Linked DNA regions of Homo sapiens: region 1 is linked to region 2. A link is a contact called in ENCODE Hi-C or POLR2A ChIA-PET data. All regions are on one chromosome and are shown on one strand. Each heading gives the region's core, a stretch centred on a gene start or an enhancer-like site at or near the end of the contact. The rest is flanking DNA. Distances are from core to core; before and after follow the strand shown.

What was found. Hi-C counts contacts between places; a loop is a spot of excess contacts on that map. ChIA-PET counts read pairs that join two places held with the same protein, here RNA polymerase II (POLR2A). Pooled maps may share reads with other maps.
Region 1: a loop to region 2 is called in a pooled map, with 2.1 times the contacts of the local background. The contact joins two enhancer-like sites. A Hi-C loop is called at or near these places in 1 of 37 single-sample maps with no recorded cell type and 1 of 50 pooled maps. POLR2A ChIA-PET finds 5 or more read pairs at or near these places in 1 of 52 experiments (HEK293).

What each region holds. Positions count from the first base shown.
Region 1 is chr5:151,748,422-151,751,121 of GRCh38, reverse strand. The region is part of intron 2 of ATOX1 (antioxidant 1 copper chaperone); the gene reads left to right. Among named protein-coding and RNA genes, the nearest start is that of ATOX1-AS1, 3.3 kb to the left of the region's middle. RefSeq lists an enhancer at 1,203-1,452. Within about 2 kb of position 1,346, at least 10 of the 41 ENCODE cell types and tissues checked have a DNase peak (open chromatin) inside an H3K27ac peak, as active enhancers do.
Region 2 is chr5:151,058,645-151,061,344 of GRCh38, reverse strand. TNIP1 (TNFAIP3 interacting protein 1) reads left to right here. Exons shown (of 18, transcript NM_006058.5): 5 at 950-1,027. Among named protein-coding and RNA genes, the nearest start is that of TNIP1, 21 kb to the left of the region's middle. RefSeq lists an enhancer at 1,037-1,106. Within about 2 kb of position 1,269, at least 21 of the 41 ENCODE cell types and tissues checked have a DNase peak (open chromatin) inside an H3K27ac peak, as active enhancers do.

The DNA.
Region 1 (2,700 bases), core at 97-2,596, 690 kb before region 2:
ACCACGCCTGGCTCATTTTGTATTTTCAGTACAGACGGGGTTTCTCCATGTTGGTCAGGCTGGTCTCGAACCCCTGACCTCAGGTGATCTGCCCGCCTCGGCCTCCCAAAGTGCTGGGATTACAGGCGCGAGCCACCCTACGCAGCCTCTATTAAGGTTTTTTAAATGGGGCTGGGCACGGTGGCTCACACCTGTGATCCCAGCATTTCGGAAGGCTGAGGCGGGCAGATTGCCTGAGCTCAGGAGTTCCCGAGACCAGCCTGGGCAACATGGTAAAATGCCATCTCTACAAAAAATACCAAAAAAATTAGCCAGGCATGGTGTTACATGCCTGTACTCACAGCTAATTTAGGGGGCTGAGGTGGGAAGATCGCTTGAGCCTGGGAGGTTAAGGCCACAGTGAGCCTAGATCGTGCCACTGCACTGCAGTGGGGGCAACAGAGCAAGACCCTGTCTCCAAAAAAAAAAAAAAAAAAAGAAAGAAAAAAAGGAAAGATTTAAAAAAAGGTAAAAATTTTTAAAATTTTGTCTTTTTCTGTTTCTTTACTTCAAAAAAAAAAATTTAAATTAATTTTGAATCACTCACATGCAGATTTTTTTTTTTTTTTTTTTGAGATGAAGTCTCACTCTGTTTGTTGCCCAGGCTGGAGTGCAGTGGCATGATCTCAGCTCATTGCAGCCTCTGCCTCCTGGGTTCAGGCGATTTCCGGTGAATTTTTGTACTTTTCATAGATATGGATTTCACCATGTTGGCCAGGCTGGTCTTGAACTCTTGACCTCAAGTAATCCGCCTGCTTTGGTCTCCCAAAGTGCTAGGGTTACAGGCATGAGCCACCGCACCTGGCCACATGCAGATATTCTTAAAGCACCTCTTTTGAACAATCAGTCTCATCCAGCCTTGTCATTTTACAGCTGGGGAAACTGAGGCCCAGAGAGGACTGGGATCTGGTCCTGGGACTCAGTGAGGTAATAACTGAGTTGTGATCAGAGTTTTGGCAATGCCAGTGCTCAGTCAGCCTTCTAAGATTTTTTCTTTTCTTTTTCTTCCACATGAACTATCACACAATCTTCTAAAATTTTCTTTTTTAAAACCCTAAATAATAATGACATTAAGTTTTCAAATGGCTTCCACATGGACGTGATCTCATTAGCAGTCCTCTGAGCTGTACTTTCCATCTTTGGAATGGGGATGTCGATGCCAGTGTCCAGGAGGTTAAGTGACTTGCCCGTAGTCCCGCAGCAAGTCAGTGGCTGGCCTCTAGCCCTGTAAACTGGGATCTTAATCTGAAAGAAACTGAAACAGTGGAAAGAACCTAGCTGCTGACTTGTCATGTGACTGTGGGCCCTTCTTTCTCGGGCCTGGGTTTCCCCAGCTGTGGTATGGGAATGTATATCTTGTATGTCTGTATCAGCTTTTGCTGTTGATGCTTTTTTTTTTCTTTTTCTTTTTTTTTTTTTTTGGAGATGGAGTTTGCTCTTTCACCCAGGCTAGAGTGGAGTGAAGTGGCATGATCTCTGCTCACTGCAACCTGCTCCACTCTGCCCCGGGTTCAAGCGATTCTCCTGCCTCAGCCTCCCGAGTAGCTGGGATTATAGGTGCCCGCCACCACGCCTGGCTAATTTTTTTTTTTTTTCTGAGGCAGAATTTCGCTCTTGTTGCCCAGGCTAGAGTGCAATGGCGTGATCTCAGCCCACCGCAACCTCCACCTCCCAGGTTCAAGCGATTCTCCTGCCTCAGCCTCCTGAGTATCTGGGATTACAGGCTCAGGCCACCATGCCCGGCTAATTTTGTATTTTTAGTAGAGACGGGGTTTCTCTATCTTGGCCAGGCTGGTCTCAAACTCCTGACCTTAGGTGACCTGCCCACCTTGGTCCCCCAAAGTGCTGGGATTACAGGCGTGAGCCACCGTGCCCAGCCTGTTGATGCTTTAAAAATGAAACTGTACAGGAGCTCCTCAAATACAAAGCAGCAGGCTCTGGATGAAGTGGGGATGGGCCTAATTTCGTTTGACAGCTCAAAGACATCTACCCATCCCAGGAACTTCATCCAGGCTGGAGTGCAGTGGCGCGGTCTTGGCTCACTGCAGCCTCAACTTCCCAGGCTCAAGCCATCCTCCCACCTCAGCCTCCTGAGTAGCTGGGACTACAGGACCACACCCGGCTATTTTTTTGTTTTTGTTTTTGTTTTTTGTAGAGACAGGGTCTTGCTTTGTTATGCAGGCTGGGAAACCATATGTTTTGTTTGTTTGTTTGTTTGTTTTGAGAGGGAGTCTCACTCTGTCTCCCAGGCTGGAGTGCAGTGGCATGATCTTGGCTCACTGCAACCTCTGCCTCCCAGGTTCAAGTGATTCTCCTGCCCCAGCCTCCCGAGAAGCTGGGATTACAGGCACATGCCACACACTGAGCTAATTTTTGTATTTTTAGTAGAGATGGGGTTTCACCACGTTAGCCAGGCTGGTCTTGAACTTCTGACCTCAAGTGATCCACTCGCCTCAGCCTCCCAAAGTGCTGGGATTACAGACATGAGCCACCACGCCTGGCCAACCATATGATTTTTAAGGCCCCTTGCTGGAAGATCTGCCTTTAAGCTTCGGCAGGTTTCTGCCCATCTTTTCCTACTGTCCCTGCTTGGGTGGCCTCTTGAGAAGGGTCAGGAGGGTTTTTTGAGTTGCTTATGGCCCTAAAAGAACAGTGGTAGGG
Region 2 (2,700 bases), core at 20-2,519:
TGGAGGAGGGAGACTTTCTAGGGCAGGGCCAAGAGCCAGAGGTGAGTTCTTGGTGGCCATGAGGGTCAGCTGGAAGCTGAGCACTGACTCCTCTCATCTATCCTGCCCCTTTCTGGGATGAAGGGAGGCTGCAGACCAGGTTTAACGGGACATGGAAATCCCAGATCCCAGAGCTAATGGCTGGTTCAGGTGGGCCATTGGCTTCTTGGTTGGTTGAATGACCAGTAATTCTACTAGGAATGACGGAAAGATGTGAAAAAATCTGGGATTTCTTGGCCACCGTGGATTTGGTTGAATCCTGAAATAGTCTCCAAATTTGGTGAATCATCTCTGGGACTTTTCTCAGATCAGTTCACTCCTCTGGGATCTCCAGGACTGGCTTGGGAAGGCCAGCACAGGACATGCTTGGTGGTGGCCGTAACAGCTGCCATCTGTGTTCTGGGAAACCGATCAGAGACGTCTGGGCCTAAGAGACAGCTCTGGGGCCGTGGCAGGAATGCTGGATCTGCAGTCTTGGGTTCAATCCCTGCTTTTGCATTAACCAACTGTATACTGTAGTTTCCTCATCTTTCCAAAGAGGATATAACCTTCTGACCCACTCCATGGGTCACCCTGAGAAATAATGGAGCTCATGAAAGCATTTAAAAAGTACACGGCCTTAAAAAATGCAATCCTACAGTGCTGCTGGTTCAAGGTCAGCTAGTCCCACATCTCCCTTCTACAAAAGAGGATTGGCCATCGAGGGGATATGACCTCACATTATGCAGAGGGCTATGACAGGCTTGTCGAGAATCCTGCTTTGTGATCTCATGTGAGATGATATGTAACGGTCCCTGTGTACTCAAAATGGGAAGAGATTTTGTCCCCCTTGCTGCTCTCAGCCACAGGGCCGCAGAGGAGGGGTGAGCTGTTTTTCTCTCGGGCAGCACCTAACTTCCTTTCTGCACAGGGCACCTCCTCTGAATTTGAAGTGGTCACTCCTGAGGAGCAGAATTCACCAGAGAGCAGCAGCCATGCCAATGCGATGGTGAGTGGACGGGCAGGACCCCGGGCTTGACCTGCTGCCCTCTTTGTGTCCTGTCACTTGCTACCATGTGAGAGGCACAGAACCTGTTCAGATCCCTTAGGTACCCTGGAGTCACTTGGGGATACACGAGGGGCAGGAGCAAAGGGTGCTTCTCGCTCACATATGCAAATTCCTGGGCTAGTGACTTCCCCGACTTGGAGCACACGGGCACCCGACCGTTGTGAAAGCCTGGGCTCTTTGCCAGCCCTGTTGCCTTCTGCCAGGGGCCAGGCACCTCCGCACACTATGACTCAGCCCTTTGGGTCTGTGGGCTTCCAACCCCGGGGGAGAAAGAAGGGTCAGGAAGGCCCAGGGCCCTGTAAGACAGGTGATTTGCTCTTTGTGCAGACTCTTGGAGCACACAGGAAGGAGGTTCAACTTTCCACTTACACGCATGCGCGCGCGCGCGCGCACACACACACACACACACACACACACACACACACACACTCTCTCTCTCTCTCTCTCTCTCTCTCTCTCTCTCTCTCTCTCTCTCTCTGTCTCTCGTACAGCTCTGGAGCGTCTGCCCAGCATCCTCATTCCACACCTTACAACACTGGCTGCCTTTTTCCTAACTATATCTCCTTCTGTTCTTTCTTAAAATGGCAGACTTATTGAAGAACCATTGTGAAAAGTCTGGAAGATTCTTTAAACGACTTAAATTTCTACCTTCTCCATTCTCCCTTCCTTCCCACTTTTAAGTTTTTTTCTTTAATTGTTGTTATGCGAGCAATAGGTGCTCTAGCCCTTCACTGATATATTGATCCCTGCTGCCTCCCTTCACAAAGGTTTGGCTGACAAATATGCTTGTGTTCACTGGTTGCCCCATGTACCTGTCAGTGCCCAGTGCAGGGCCCCCTCAGGTGGCTGTCTGGCTAACTAGCATGCCTTCAGTGTTGAGAGGCTCACCACTGCCTCAGGCAGCTCTGAGTATTGGAAAGGCTCTTTATGTTCTGTCGCCTGGAACCTTCTGTCCCCTTGTCCTGTTCTGTCCCTGAGGGCTCTGAGATGCTGGCCATGGAGGCAAGATCCCCTGCTCAGAAAGTGTTTCACTCTGACTTTGGACCGATAACTTTAACTGACGTAGTAAGTTCCTCATTAGCTCTACAGTGTGCCTGTCTCTGCTGAGCCACTTGAGCCAAGACAACACAGCCTCCCTGTGCTCTGAAGCTTGTAGTCTGGAGAAGTCGCAGGCATGGGAAGCATCGCATGAGCCTTAAATAGAGCAGCATCTGCCACCTCAGCTCCTTTGTGGAAAGAGGCAGTGGGGGAATGGATGCAGAGTTGAAACAGCAGCATTTCCTCTTGTTAGAATGCGGCACACTGACGCCATTACACAGGTGTTCAGGGAATGCCAAGTTGGGGTTATAGTCATTGCCATTCCTCCAGAGTTCAGAGAAGTGGGAGGTCAGTGCAGCAGAGCACTGGATGGCGAGTCAGGAAACCTCAGTTCTCGTTATACCTCTGCCACTGACTTACAGGGCAACTTTGGGCAAGTTCCTCCTCCCCATAGCTTGGTTTCCCGGCCTGATCTCTGAGGCTCCCTGTAGCTCTGCTGTCCTGTGATTCCCATAACTGTTTCCGGGAGGCTGCTGGAGGAGCTGAGCCGTGGACAGGGTGGGAAGGATGAGCAG